Regions from separate parts of the Mus musculus genome. Here region 2 is linked to region 1. A link is a loop called in an ENCODE intact Hi-C map of the cell type or tissue named here. Cell type or tissue: left cerebral cortex. All regions are shown on one strand. Each heading gives the region's core, and the rest is flanking DNA. Links, peaks and the distances in the headings are about the cores only.

The links. A loop is a pair of places that touch in the nucleus more often than their neighbours do. Peaks named below come from ENCODE experiments on the same cell type or tissue, not always from the same donor. Only the 100,000 strongest peaks of a DNase experiment are listed, where the experiment ranks them.
Region 2: it touches region 1 in a loop (4-fold over the local background); 10 of 42 quality-filtered maps call a loop at or near these places.

Annotation. Positions count from the first base shown.
Region 1 is chr13:41,354,970-41,362,981 of GRCm38, reverse strand. Nedd9 (neural precursor cell expressed, developmentally down-regulated gene 9) reads left to right here and starts at 3,981. Exons shown (of 7, transcript NM_017464.5): 1 at 3,981-4,129. The coding sequence starts at 4,118. In left cerebral cortex, for the core only: a CTCF peak has its summit at 3,905; DNase peaks (open chromatin) are centred at 3,376, 3,969, 4,270, 4,769 and 1 more place; H3K4me3 peaks cover 2,786 bases; H3K27ac peaks cover 1,248 bases.
Region 2 is chr13:41,298,863-41,306,874 of GRCm38, reverse strand. No RefSeq gene overlaps it. Among named protein-coding and RNA genes, the nearest start is that of Smim13, 53 kb to the right of the region's middle. In left cerebral cortex, for the core only: a CTCF peak has its summit at 3,996 (motif pointing left); a DNase peak (open chromatin) is centred at 3,993.

The DNA.
Region 1 (8,012 bases), core at 1,597-6,596:
AAAGCTCTGGGGAAAGTCATTGTACTGAAAGAGAAGTCTCAGTGGCTTGTCTTTGGGGGGTTTTATAGACGTGACATAGAATGGAAAAGCATCATGGGCATTATTTTTTTGAGATGATTTCGTATGTACAGATTTTTAAATAAGTGACATCAAACTAGAAGTAGTATTGCATAGTCCTAGCATGCCTCTTTGTTCAGCCTGCTTTCTCTGGTCTGGTCTTCAGCCAGCTTCTGGGTTGTTTCAGCTGTAGAAGGATCTGAACTCAAAACCAGAAAAGTCTTGTAGCATTTTAGAACATAAGCGGCACATTTTCTGTGGAGAGGCAGATGATAGTATTTTATTTGTCATACCTGTTTGATTTTTGTGAGATTTGTTGTTTTGGGAGGGAAGAGAGGGTGGTCTCAGCTCACCCATTCTGATCTTGAAGTTACCAAGTGCTTCTGGGTGAGCTGGTATTATAGACATGTGCTACCATGCGTGGCTATAGTATTATCTTATAATAAATACGTTCTTTAGCTTTGCGCTGTTTACCAACTCAGGGTCAACCACTCAGCCCCAGCTTTGCAACTCAACAGATTGTACATAAATATGCCAACACAACTTTCTCGTATAGACAACACAGAAATTTGAATTACGCCTAATTTTTACATCTCTCAAGATGTTATTCTTTTGCCTCCTCCCAAGCCACTTAGCAATGTGAATGCTGTTCCTGGCTCACAGAGACAGGACTGACAGCAGCCTGGCATTGGCTCTGAAAAGGCGCATCCTGTGTCTATGCTAACAAATGAGACCTGGAGGGTGTTCTCAGACATAAGGATTTTCTTCTATTTCTTTCCTGGGCACTAGGCCGAACTTGGAGGTAAACATGTGTTCTCTGAATTACTTCCTGATCCACAGGGCAATGACTTAAGTACATACAGGGTATAAAGAGACAGAGAGATCAACTAGCCATCACCTTGTTCTTCCAGAACCCACCCAAAGCTGTAGAAACAGACGTCAACGCACCATCAGCATCCAAACACGGAAAAGGCACTTTTAAGAGATCTGTGTTCCAAGTACAATGGGAGCACAGTCAGGGGAAGGAGAGATTTGTTCTGAAAGGGCGAGGTGGGCAGGGCGGGGGCTGTGGACCAGCACACACAAAGGCATTAGTGTGTTGAGCTAGGCCTGATAGCGGACAAGCAGCCAGAGCATTCTCTGTAGAAAGACCCATCTGTGCAATGCCAGTAAGGTATAAATAAGCCTGGGGTGTGGAGGAAAAAAACTGAAACGAGGATTGGCGAAGTTCTCATTATAGTCCACACCAAGGTGTCTGCTTCCTAAGATGTTAGCATATCGATAAGAGACTGTTCAATTCCATCTAAACGCCATCCCCTCTGTCCTCTGGGAAGGGAACTGGTAGTAACGCTGAAGATAGAGAGATTTCGAGGAAGGAAACTAAAGAGAAATCTCTAAATAGAGTGGAGAGTCGGGAGAGTGGCTTACCATACATATGACTAGTAGGATCACACCCAGAGGGCTCAAGGTCTCTGCGTGTCAGCTTTGAGTTCTCTTTGCTGATTCCCCAGGGGGCTCTCCTCCTTGCTCATGGGCTCTAGTTCCTTCACCCAGACAAAATAGCCACTGGGTTCTGCCTGAGCCACAAGCAGTTCCAGTATTTGCTTGATTTCCATGTGTGCTCTGACCAACGTCCAATGGCTACTAATAAAATCCCTCAGAAAGCACCGGGTGCCATTTCCCTGACTCCTGGATGCAGTAGGGTCTAACTGGGCATGGCTTTCTCCAAAGAGGCACCTACTCGTAGGATGCTGGTGAGCGTGGGTTGGGACTGAGCCCAGGGTCCTTGGCGGTTCTGGAAAGGTACCAACCAACCCACTGGTTTCCTGAATAATTTAATTATATAATCAGTTTTTCATATTTTTCACATTCAGCGTCTCAGGCAATCAATACAGAAAGGGCTATTCCTTTATTTACTGAATTTGTGTTTCTCCAAAAGGTTTAGAGGGAGCATAACCAATAAAAACAAAATGACTTGTGTTACTTAGGCTGCACTGAGATCACAGCATGATAATAAGGGCAAAAACAGGGAAATTGTTTTTTTCTCAAAATTCTTAGATGGCTTCCTATCACACTCAAGGAAAACCCTAGCTCTCTTCCCTAGCAGGTACACATTATTATGTCCTCATTTTATAAGGCTAGCATTGCAAAGTTAAGGAATGTGTATCGATTTGCCTGATAGGAATCAAGCCATCTACCCTGAGAAGACAATTTCACAAACGCCTAGCACAGGCTTTGGCAATGTTGAGGTTGAATGGGTTAGCCTTGCTTTAATCCACTCATCTAAGCATGATTCAGCCTGGCTGCTGAAGAAGTCAAAGGAATGCTATCTCTGTCTCCTGGGGAACCAGGACAAATCTAGAGAGAAAGATTTGACTTGTCCTACAAACATAGGTCCCTAGTGTGAATCTTCAGGGCTGCCAGGATGATCCTGCTACCGCAATCTGCTTCGTGCCTAATCTGTGTACAAAAGACCTTGCGAATCACACAGGTTCAATTCGGCTTTGAGATCAGGAAGTAAAAGCCATGACCTGGAAGGGGCCTGAACCGGGATGTCAACTTCACGAAGGTGGCCAGGGACATCTTGTAGAGCAAACTCCAAGCTGCAGCCAAATGTGGATTCAATTGTCAATGTAAACCCTACCCCACCCCCACCCCCACCCCCACCCCCAGAAACCACTTTTATGCGGCATCTGCTCTCCTATGCTTTTGGCTTAAATCATTTATTTTCAAAAGTTTTAATCCATTGGAAATTTAGAAGGGGATTGGGGAGGCAAAACTGATTCTGGACTACCTTAGTCAGGAAAGAAGTAAGAGCTGATTTTTTTTTTCCACCCGAGTCGTGCAGTCTGGCTGGAATGCATCCCAACTGGGGGATAGTCCTGAATACTCCAAGTCCTGAGGCCCGAGGAAAAGAAAAGCCTGTCTTCTCCTGAGTGATTCTCTTTCTCTATAGAAATCTCAGAATGGAACCGCTCTACAAATCATGTCCCGCGCTCTGCCTGAAAGAGGCTGTTCTTTTTTTTTTTTTTTTTTTTTTTTTTAAACCAGGCTTATCAAACAGAAGCGTTCTCCCTGAATAATAAGTGTGAGTGGGCTAATGGGTCATTTGGGGGAGAGAGGTCAAAAGGAAAAGGCCTCGGTGTTCAAAAGCGGAATCTGGCAATGCCAGCGGTCAAAGAGGAGAGTGCTGGCTGGACAGGCGTGATGTATCGGGTGTGTTCTATAGAACCTGCATGGGTTCCCACCTATCCTTTATCCTCGGAGGTCCTAGTGAGAAGAACCGGGAAGGCCTGGTGCTTATGAGTGAGTTCCTTTTCATTGAGAAAGAAATGTTTTCCAGCTCCTAGCAGACTGACTTAGCAAAGTACTTTGAACACTTGGGGGTGAGGGGAGCAGCCACAGAAAAGGGAAGGGGAAGAGAAAAGACAGGGAAAGAGAGCTATCAGCAGGGGTGGTTAGTAAAAAAAAAAGGGGGGGGTACTGGAGACAGAAAACCCTTTGTTCCTCCAGCTCGTTTCATGTAGAGATTGTAAGGTGAATGGCTTTGAAATGAAATGGGTTTATGAACTAGTTGCTAGGTCACAGGAAGCGCGATCGTCAGACTGCTTTGTGAATTCGGATTCTTTAAAACTTAGGTTACTCTCAAAAGGAACGTACCTCCTTTGTCTGGTTCCTATGTCTTTCCTCTTTATATTTTTATTTCTCCGGGTGGCTGGGGCCGCCTCCCCACTTTCTGTTTTCTCCTCCGCCCTTTTGATAACGTGAAAAGAAATGATCGTATTACACGCTCTTTGTCGGAGGGTTTCAGAAGTTAGAGGTGGGCGGGGTGGAGGCGTTACCTTCACCGCCACCAGCAGCCAATGGCGGCGCGGTATGCAAACGAGGCCCGCGCCGTGCTGGTCTGGATCTGGGCTGTGAGCTCAGAGACTCCGCAGTGCGCGGGAGGCGAAGGCTTCTCATTTCCATCCAGCCCAGCGCTCAATGGAGGGGCGGACTCTGCAGTGCCTCACTCACTGTGTGATTCGATAGGACCAGGGCTCATCAGATCACCGCCGAGATGAAGTACAAGGTAAGAGTGCCTTGTACGCCGTCTCCTGAGAAGCTAGAGGCAGCTGTGCCGGCCGGCGCCTTTCCCACCTTGACAACTGGGCAGGGATCCCTTGTGTGTCTGGTTTTGCCGAGCTGCGTCTGATCTCGCTTCCAGGCTTCCCCCGGGTGTACCGCCAGCAGACATGCGCTTTCAGATCCACTAGTTCTTGGTGCATGGTTCTGAAAGTTGTTGTGGGTGGCGGAAGGCGGTGGAGTAGAGTTAGCATAGGAGCCGCCGCCAGAGATCAGAGGGTGTCTAACTCGCCTCGCAGCAGGCAAGTCGCAGGTCTCTGCCTGACCAAAGCCAGCTTGGGGAGCCATAATAAGGAGAGTCAGAACTGCTGAGTCTCTGACAGGTTCTAAAAGCACCTTTTCAGATTTTTGCCTTAAGCACTTGATCTGGGAAGCTGTCTGCTCGAGGTCCTTTCGGTAGAAGCAGATTAAAAACCCAGACACTATCATAGGCGCGATGATGGAGAATTCCCACATCCTTATGAATAAATGGCTGTTAGTCATTTCTGGATAACTCTTTATTGGGGTTGAACGGGTCTGAAAGTATGAAGGCTCCGGCTGGCTTATTTTCCCTGACGCTTACAGAATGTCCTGCTCATAATTTTGGCAGCTCTATTTTCCACTGCATTTTGCACCACGGTTTCTGGGGTTACTCTTGGCAAAATGATTATGCCTTGCTCAGCACATCCCGTCTAATGAGGCAGTTTCCAAGGGACTTGGCCCAGTAGCAGTTCATGGCAATGACTTGGCGGTACTTACTTACGATCCTTTTTTTTAAAAAAAAATTTTTTTTTTAATTTTAATGGTGAAGAGACATGAGTCCTCGACTTTTAAAGGACTGTGTCATTTCAAAAATTCGTTTTGGTAAGGTGACTTAACAGAGCCAGTTAACTGACTTAGCTAGGGGCTAACTTGGCTTCCCTCTGCGGTATGTAGCCTCTGGCCCTTCCTTTGGGATAGAAGGCTGTAGCTAACAGCCACTGGTTCCCTGTCTATAAATCTTGTTCAAAAGCTGTGAGCCAAAGCATGAGTGATAGTTGTTGGGGAAGTTCCAGCAGTCTAAAGACCCAGATATCTATTGTCATCTCCTATCAGCTTTCCATTTCGTACATCTATGGGGAGGGGCAGAAGAAAGGAAAGCTCTAGGAGTCAGTCAGAAATGATGCAGCTTTCTACCTGGCAGGAACAGAATCTTTTTGGAAGTGATGGGGATACATGGTATCAAGCCTGCAATGTTGTTTTTTTTTTTTTCCTTCCCATTCTCCCTGTTGTTGAATCAAGACAGTGTTATAGAGAAAAGAGAAAGGATTAACTCTGTCCATCATTGGGACATTAAATAGCTGGTGTGAACTCTGAGTGCTGTAGTCTAGAAGGTGAGGACATGTGACGACATCTAAAGTCACTTTGGTTCAGTGACCTCATCATGTTTCGCTTTGCTCTTTATGGAAAGAAAATATCATGGGGACTGATGATTTACACTGCAGGTGAGAAACTGCAACTGGGGAATGCTTTCCACTTGGCTGAGTCTGCCCAGAGTTGAACACTTTGCCGAGCAATAGAAATACATGGTTATTTATCATCATCATCACCATCACCATCATCACCATCATCTCATTATTATTGTAGACAACTTCACCAGCAAAAACGCTATGCTCCCCAAGTAAACAACTCACACATGGGCACCCTGAGTTGACCATAGCAGAAGCGAGCCACTTTTCCCTCTGTCATAAAGTCTATTTAGCTAATGAAAGATAACTGTCTTTCAGGAGAGAATTAGTCATTCTGTGTAGGAGATGCTGAAGCAGAGGCATGATGGGTAAAGCGATACAAGTCCGTCACACTTAACTCTCCCCATTAGCTCCGAGGCACACTTATTTTCCCAAAGTAGCAACTGTGGCACACAGAAGTTAAATGATGGGTTTTTTCCGACACACCAACTGAGGAGCATGGGATTAAAAGTGATCTTGATCTAATACTGGTGATTTAAACACTACCAGGAAAGGGAAAGCAAACCCTAAAACAGAAATCATCTGTAACTCCCTAAAACATCCCTCAGACCAGTATGTTCTGGCCTCAGAAAGTTCAGAACTATTCCCTCCCAAGTATTCTCCCAGGATAGTCAGTCTTCTATTTTGTTTCAGTGGTAACTCTGCAAACTGAAATACGAAGTTGGCATTTATTTGTTTAATTGGAGCTACTTAAGTAGTAAAACCAGATAATTATTAGATTGTAAAACCCAGGAGTCTGGAATTATCTCTTAAACACTATGTTGCACATAAACTATAAATTTAGCTTGGGCTTAAAAATGGATCATTGTAAGATTTATAAGTCAGGCTTAAAAGGCTTCTCTTTCTTTTTCTTTCTTTCTCTTTTCTTTTTCCTTTCTTTTTTGTCTGTTGTTAACCAGATGGTCTTGTTTAGCTACTTCAGGGTTCATAACCAGGGTGCAATCAACTTCCACTCAGTTTGTCCTCAAAATACACAGCTCGAGGCAGCCAGCAATTACAACTATGAGGGCTGTGGAATGCAAGCTATTGCTTTAGGTAAATCTTTCCACTTAGTACACATCTAGTCTGCTTTTAGTTTACTTACATTTTTGTTTGTTCGTGGAAAGACTGTCATGGGTGTTTAAGGTTCCATTTCTCTGAGAAGAGTCTGTCTGAATGACAGTGAATTGTACAAACTTCCTTTGTTAAGATTCTACATAATGAAGCCAGGCATGGTGGAACACACCTTTAATCACGGCTCTTGTGGAGTCAGAGGCAGGGGGATCCCTATGAGTTCCAGGCCAGCCAAGGCTACATCGTGAGACCTCGTCTCAGACACAACAACAACAAAATGTTCTATATAAAATTCCTTTAATGTAGAGCCTATGTTCCTTATGCCTCTATGGCCTTGGCTTGCCTGTCCAATAGAAGATGGGAGGATATGAAGGTTGCCAGAGGATATTGCCCTTTCTTCTGCAGGTGAGGGACTAGTTCCAGTCCCTCATCTTTAACTGGAGCCCTGAAAGCCCTGCCCACATAGTGTGGGCCTGGAATGAGGCCCAACCTACTTCATGCCCAGGCCTGGAAGGTGTTCACTAAGTGCAGCACGTGACTGAGTTCTTGCGGCTGAGGCACTTTTGAGGCTTTGCCAAGTTTCAGAACCCTTAAGTGTCTGCAGTCAAAGTTTAATCTATTTTCTAGTCAATATAAAGAAAGGGAAAAAATCACTCTTCAATGGTTTGACTTTAAAAACAAGGTATAGTAGAATATGGCAATACAGTTTTTAAAACACCTATAGTCTGGAATTCAGATTCCTGTAGTCCAATTGAATGAGAGCAAAGAAACTCAAGGAAAAGAGAAAGCTACAGTCAAAGGCTTCTGGAGAGGAACTTAGAAAATATTTTTATTTTCCAAAGCTGTCTTAAAGGAGAAGTTATAGCAGACCTTTGGTTTAGCTGATAATGACCATTTATACCCCTTTTTGGTTTGATGTATAAGCTTTAATTTTTTTTTCTAAATTGCTTGTTGTGTTCAATGGAAACTTAGGTCCCCTTCCAACCCCACCAGCTTTCAAAATGGTGTGTGCTGCCTGTAAATTTAAAAGCAGACAGAAGGCGTTTTGAAAAGCATAGCTTCATTATTTATGGTTTTATATTTACCTAGGAAACCCAGTTTAAAGCTAAAGGACTTTACATGTCCAGAGATGAGGCTTTGTCAAAATTGCAGGTGTCTTGATAATAACATGTTTAGCACGCTGTACAACACAGGCTGAAGCCCTCAGCAACCCCTTCTTCTTAGACCACACATTGTCCCTGTGCCCGGAACCTTGCAAGTGCCTTCCCGTACCCTCCTCCTTACCCCGAG
Region 2 (8,012 bases), core at 1,183-6,182, 56 kb after region 1:
CCTGCCCTGACTGCCCTTCATGATGGATTACAACTATAAGCTTCAAAGAACCCTTTCCTCACCAAGTTAGTTTTGATCATAGTGCTTTATCAAACACACACACACACACACACACACACACACACACACACACTAATAGCCAAAATAAAAACTCAACATGGACAAATTTCAAAATCACTATGATGAAAAAAGACCAAATGACCAAAAACTCCATAGTAAGTGCTATAGTTCCAGGCCTACAAGATTTTAGAGACTGAACACACCAGACTATGTTGTATTGCATGCCTATAACACCAACACATAGGAGATGAACACAGGAGTTTGTAGTCAGCCTCAACTGGAGTTGGATTTGAAGAAATTACAAGCTGATATATAACGACAGAATACCAATAGCTGCCTGGGGAGGGAAGGGTGGGAGGTACTGATTTGCCCAGGAGAAGGCAAATGATGAGAAATGTTCATTCTCTAGATGTTATGGATGGTTTCACACATGTGAAGACTCATCAAATAATACACTACTGTATGTACAATTCAGCCTTCATTGACAATCTCTTCTTCAGTTAGTAATCACAGTACTTCCAATAAAGAATGACTGGAAGTGTAGCACTCCACGGTTGCTGCTTCTGGGGGGGGGGTGCAGGTAGAGAAGGACTCAGTTTTCTTTAGGGGACAGGCCTTGGGGAATTTGCCCATGTTCCCGTAAGTACATGGACAATTCAGATTAGACTTGTTTTGTCTGTCTGTCTGTCTGTGTTTGAGGGGTGGGTCACAAAGGTCATGGAGTAGACATGGAAGCAATGAGAAGTGATGGGAAAGTTCCAATAAGAATATTATTTTGGAAAAAAAAAGAGAATCTTAGATTACATTTTTTTTTAAAAAAAAGCAAGGCTATTTAAAGACACCCCGTTTCAGTGAAAATTCCCAGATAACAGCAAAGGAATGGGAAGGAATATGCAATGCACATTCTAGCTATAGATAAGAAAAGCCAAGACAGCTGTGTTATAACAAGTAGAATTCAGCACCTAGCCAAAAGGCACATGTCGTGATGTGCATCAGCATACAAAAAAGGCAAAGCCTTCGTAAATATCCACAAAGCCAATCACAAAAACCTCAAAACACGAGAAGCAAAAATTAACAGCGCTGAATGCAAAACGTGCAACTGTGTGATGGTAAGTGGAGATCTGAGCATTTCTCTATCAGTAACAAATAGAATAAGTAGACAAAAAAGTCAGTAATAATTGATAAGAACAGAACTCGAGCATGCCACTAGAGGGGATATAAAACGGCACGGCCACTACAGAAGATGCTTGACATACAACCTAGCAGTTCTAACGCTAAATACTTATGAGATGCTAAAACAGACCTCTAATTATTTTGTCATTTTTAAAAATGTTATGTGTAGGGCGTTTGGCCTGCATGTGTGTGTGTGTACCATGTGGATGCCAGGGGCCCAAGGAGGCGAGGGGAGGGCATCTGATTCCCTGTAATTGAAGTTGCCAATGGTTCTGAGACTCCTCGTGGATTCTGGGAACTGAAGCCAAGTCCTCTGGAAGAGCAGCCAGTGCTCTTAACTACTGAACCCTCTCTCCAGCTTTGCTTTGCTTTGCTTTGCTCTGCTCTGCTCTTCTCTTCTCTTCTCTTCTCTTCTCTTCTCTTCTCTTCTCTTCTCTTCTCTTCTCTTCTCTTCTCCTCTCCTCTCCTCTCCTCTCTTCTCTTCTCTTCTTTTCTTTTTAAATTATAAAAAATTTTAAAACAATTGCTCTGGGACCAGTGAGATAGTCCATCAGGTAAAAATGCTTGTTGCCAAACCCAACAACCTGAATTTGATCCCAGACCCCACATGGGGGAAGGGGAGGATCAACTTCTGTAAGTTGTGGCATGTGTGAATGTGTGTACGTACAACACACAAAATCGGTAAATGTAAAAAAAAAAAAAAAAGTCTTATTAACTTCTTTTTAAATTATAATCATATCAAAGTGGAAACAGCCCAGATGTCTTCAACAGGTGACTGCATAAATAAACTGTGGTGCAGTACAATTCAGAAATAAAAATCTGTGAATCTGTGAACTAATTGTTTAAGTATTATCTATACATAACAGTGTTATTGGATTAACCTGAGGGAAAAAAATCCCAAACCAAAATCATGCACTTGCAATTAATGACAAAAGAGGCCATGTGTTTGAAGAAGAGGGAGGATCTGGAGGGAGGAAAGGGACCAGAGAAACATGCTAATTAAATTACAATCTCAAAAATAAAAAGAAATTTAAAAGAAGAAATGACAGATGCCTGTAAACCACAGCCTGAAGCATTCTGGGAGGCTGGATACGGAGAATAGATTGGCTGTGAGATTGGCCAATTGCTATTACGTGAAGTGAGCCCGCTGTTCTCTATCCTGGATCTGAAAGAGATGTCCCCCAGAGGCTGCGTAACAAATTACTCTAAGACCGTGCATGAAGCTGCACCAGGTTCCCTGTAAATGTGGTGTGTGTTCCATGGCATGCATGTGGTGTTGTGTGTGATGAATGTCTATAACATACATCTCAAGGTCTACTTTCCAGTACATGTATATCCTCCCATAATTCCTCCAACCCCTGGCTACCCTGGAAAGCTCTGCCGCCCCCGCACCACCCCCCCACAAAACCCTGCCTTCTGCTGAGTCCTGAACTGCTCCTCCACTAGCAGAAGCGGCCACCCTCTTGTCTTTCCCAATAAATCTGTTGTCTGAGGTTTGTTGTACGGTGTGATTTTTGTGGTACTCCTTGGCTCCTGAATGCCAGAATACCCTTCAGAGCTGTAACACTTAGAGGAAGGAAGGTTGGTTAGTTAAATATTATATACATATACATATATATATATGTGTGTGTGTGTGTGTACATACATACATACATATATGTATATATATATACCCACATATATACATACACACACACTCACCCATATACATATATTACAACCTCGAAAGGATTTTAGTGCATAGAGGTAAAAACACGGGGGATAAAATGGGACAACTGAAAAATCAGCAAATACTCATACCTACGTTGCAAAAAATTCCTTTGCAATATGAAGGATAGAAAAAAAAAATCACTTCAGAGCCTCAGAACATGATTTAAGTCATCTCCCAAACTACTATAATTAAGAAAAACTGAGCTAACAGAGAGAGTATCTTATGTTATCTTCTCACAGACTGTTTTCCAGGGAGACCAGAGTCAGCAAAGAATGCCGTTGAATGAAAACACTCCCTTAATTTCTACTGGCCTGCCTACCCAGCAGCCCGGGTACAGGCAGACACCAGACCCCTGCCCACATCCTAGCGGCCATCCTTCAGAAGGCACTTTATGAGTCGCTTTTATGATCTAGCTGCCTAAAAGGTGTGTGTGGATGGGGCAGGATTGAGAACATCCAAGCTCTTTGGGAATTCAATCCCTATGCAAAATGACATCGGGTGGCCAATGGGACACTTTAGGATTGGTTAGAAGGGCACAGAGAGTTAGCTCAGAGTCTTGCACAAGGTTGAAGTATCAAAGCAAAGGACTGGGGGAGGGGAGCAGGGGTGTTTTTAGGATGAAACAAACAAAAAAAAAAAAAAGTGAAACCTGTCTAGACACCCAGTCCACACAGGCAAGGGCCTAGGGTTTGACAAAAGAGGGTTTGGGTTTAGTGCTAGTCCTGTTTGCAAAAGGCAACCAACAAGGAAGGGAACAAAAGATCTACGAGAAACACTAGGGCTTGTAGAGACCTGTACCTAGAAACACAAGCTAGAAACAAAGTAGCATGCACTCTGCCGCTGGCGACCGAGGTAAACCTGGGGGTGTTGGCCCATTTCAGACAGCGCACCCTGTTGGGAAGGGGCTCCCAAGAGTTCCTTATCCTCCAGGGGCAGAGAACTAGCACCCCTTTGCTTCTGTAACAATTCTTTGGTGCATTTTGCTCATCTAAAGTCGTGTTCTCTGAGAGCCCTCTCGGGGATACTATATATGGTGCCCCCTCGTGGTCCAGTGTGGAAAACTAGAGAGGCATCTCAGAGATGCTGCACACAGGGCCCCCTTGTGGTCTGGTGAGAAAATAGAGAAGCTGAGGTGGGGTGGGTTATAACCAATTCTTCCACCAACCATCCTGTGAAATAGCGATGCTAACGAACGCTTGTCTCAGTGCTAGAAAAACAAGGTTTGGGGATAATTTGAAATGCCCCTGAAACACATAAAACAGTATTTTATTTACACACACACACACACACACACACACACATACACACACACACACACACACACACACACACACACACATATATATATATATATATATATATATATAATGATGTATATATCATATCTAAGGCATCTTGGACCATGAGTTTATCTCTGCCTTCTGATGTGGTTCACACAGGAACTCATTCCATGTTTGTTGACTGGCTAACAAATGAATGATCTCACCTCTGTATGTGTCTCCCCCCACCCCCTGAACCCCTACACACACACACACACACACACACACACACACACACACACACACATTGGAAGAGACTTTTTGAAAATCAAATAGGACTTTGCAGAATCTTTAAATATATTTATTTTCTTTTATTTCTGTGTATACATCTGTGTCACACAATCCAGAATCAAGAGTCTGACCCCCTGGAATTAGAATTACAGGTGTTCGTGAGTCACCCAGCATGAGTGCCAGGAAGAAGATCCTTAAATATAATAAATAAAAACAAAAATCTCTTCAAAGGGCAGGATGCCCATAAGCTATTGCTGTATTGTTTCCCTTTGTGGAAGCACATTTCCATGACGTGTTAGTTATTTTTGCATCAAGCAGAAACAACTTGAGAGAAGAAAGCTTAGTTGAAGACCATGGTTTCAGAGAGCTGCAATCCATCACACTAAAGACGGTATGGAGAGAAGACTATGGCAGACGACCAGGAAATAGAATAGACCCAAGGGACAAGGTCAAAGGCTCGCTCTGACAGCCAGGCTCTGTAGCCTTCCAAACAGGGACCGTGCTGCTACTGAGCTTCCAAGAGATGAGTCTGCAGAGGACTTTCAGACTGACAGCTGACAGCAGAGATGCCTCTCCTGTAGCTGGATAACTGTAGTCTCCATGTGGTGTGTGCGAGAGCTAAAGTTAACCTGTAAGCCCCAAGGACGGGTCACCTCTTGAACAAGGGTGGTTGCCTCACCGGCACAGGACGTGCTTGGTCACATATATGCAGGAGGCACATACCTCCTAGTATGTCAGGGTGTATGCTTGCCCCTGATTGAATGAAGATGGGATGTCCCTACCTTGTGAGTTCTGCCTTGATGAGCACCCGACTAATCTAGCACAGTGCCACTTCCTGGGAATCCTGGGTATGAACCTGGCCCGTGTCCATCCTCCTGGCCAGTACTAAATAGACACTCTCGGATTTGGGCTTCTTGCAGTGTTCAGGCTTAACAGTGTATCCACAGCTCCTGGTGGACTCTTTGTATTGCTTTGCAAAGAGGGCATACGCAGAGCCAGCCTACCTCTGGATTTAGTTTTCATGTGAGTCTGATGTTAATCACCCAGGCACTGTCTCAACCCAGCCAGGACATTTGTTACCCACTTGATCTCGGGACTTCTGTGCATCACAGCCTTTGAACCAGGATACCAGCAGGTAAAATAGACAGAAAGCCTGCAGAAGGCTAGCCAGAGAAGGAAAGGTCTATTACCCATGAGCAAATTATAAGGATATATGTGTGTGTGTGTGTGTGTGTGTGTGTGTGTGTGTGTGTGTTTTGTTTCTTCTAAGAAATTGATCTGCCTTTTCTCTTTTTTAAAAATAAAATTTTCCTATAGAAATTGGATTTTTGTAGCTAATGGCTCACGTATTTCCATTTTCTCTAACTTACTATCTAGGTCAAAGGCAACAACAATGCCCAGTGTACTGGCCATCCCCATAGTTTGAACACCTCACTTCTAACTTTTCTCTTTAATCATTTCTACCTGAATTATTCTTTATACTTTCTCTTTAGCTACCCCACACACACCTTGAGTCACTTGCAATTATGCACATAGGCGTGGCTTCTACTTACACAGAATCAAATGTTCAGTGCTAGCCGGGGCTGGACTTGCAACTCATAGCCAATTCTCCCACCCCAAGAGGACTGGGCAGAATAGTTCATTCTCTCTCACCTTTCTTTTCTCTCTTCCCCTCCCCCACACTTTGGCTGATACCTGGGATTGAACCTATGCCCTCATGCATGCTGCCCAGGCACTCTCCCACTGGGGTACAGTGTCCTAGACTGTGCATCTACCTTGTCATTTGCACACACACCAGCCTTGCCCTGTAGCTTCCTTCAGAGTCTAATGTAAACCCAGCCAGACTTCCCTCTTGCTTATCGCCTGTCAGCCTTCAAGGAGGTACTACCCTCCCCTCAAGTCTGACCACCAACATCTTTTAATATAGTTTGCTCTCAAAGATGTCCACAGAGGTGGGATCTACTCCTTTTCCTTTCAGGGCATGCCTTCGGCCACTTTAATAATTTCACAAATGCAAGCTTGTGTCATCAGAGCCTGCAAACATCCAGACCCAGATGCTCTGGCTGGATCTAAGCGCTAACTAAATGCCTGTGACATGGGTCAGCCTTTGTCCCTGCAGCAGGCTGAAGACTGAGAGAGGGTGTGGCAGCCCTTGTCATCTTAAGAGCAAGTGCTCTGAGCCCTCACGGGTGCTAATCAGGAAACGTACAAGCTATGGCACAAGCTCAGCAAGGGTATGACACAGTAAAGGGAAACAACAGCTGGAACATCTTATAAAACCCATCTGGAGATGGGCAGCCAGGCTGTTTACCTGGAACTCACATTGGATGGAATAGAATGGGTGGAGAAGGCTTTGGGATGGGAGATCAGTTCATCTAGATTAGTACATGGCACTTCTGCACTGATGGGGGTTAAGAGCCTGAAACGTTCATAGGTAAATAGGGCAGTGGTTCTCAACATGTAGATCATGACCCTTCTGGGCTTAAATGGTAGATATCCTACATAGCAGATATTTACATTACAATTCAAACCAGCAGCCAAATTACAGCTATGAAGTAACAATGGAATGATTTTATGGTTGGGAGTCACCACCACATGAGAAACTGTATTAAAGTGTCACAGCATTGGGAAGGTCAGAAACCATTGTAATAGGGTATAATAACCCTAGTGGACATAATGCCACATGATTTAAGTCGCTCCACACATCTGTCAGCTGGCTGATTAATGGATCAACTTTTCTTATCTCTTTCTTTCTCCATCCTCCAGCCTTTGCAATTAGGTTGAAGACATTAGAATCCATTATTGCTGTTGTTGTTAATGATGTTATCATCTCACATACCTCACCTCTGCATGACTGGAAGGAAACACACAAACACACTCCTATCTCCTATAGACTGTTGTTTGGGTGCAAGCAATAAAGAAAAAAAGAAAAAGAAACATGGATCACACGGTGGCAAGCCCTTGGTCAACTAAGGCTGTCAACATTAGTCTCATGAATATGGAGCAAAGATACCATGGGCCCCGGAAAGGAGACCCTGAGATGGTCACAGGGTCATCTTGAATAGACAAAGACAACATGAAATGCGTGCTCTAGTTTTCAAAGGCAGAGGAAACATGTTGTGCGAGGGGGGCATGGTTACAAAAGATGAAGAGAGGTCACGGAAATGTTTCCAATTACAGCAGGCAGAGAGATGAGGCAGCTGGGCACAAAAGCCCAGCCCTAAGCTGGATCCAATCTCAGAGGAAATCGTCAAGGGCATTGTTGGGTCAACTGTCAACATGGAAATACAGATGGTAAATTAGGCAAATTGAATCAGTATTCAATGTATTCAAGCTGATAAATACTGTGATGTTCTCTAAGGGAAAACTCCACTCTTAGCCAAGATGTAGTCCAGTGTCACTCAGTGTTCTAAGATAAAGCTACATGTTACATGTTACAGACACACGTTCCAGCAAGACAACATGTTATAGCATGTGTCTCAGCAAGGCAGTTTTATGCATGTTATCAGTAAGGGAAC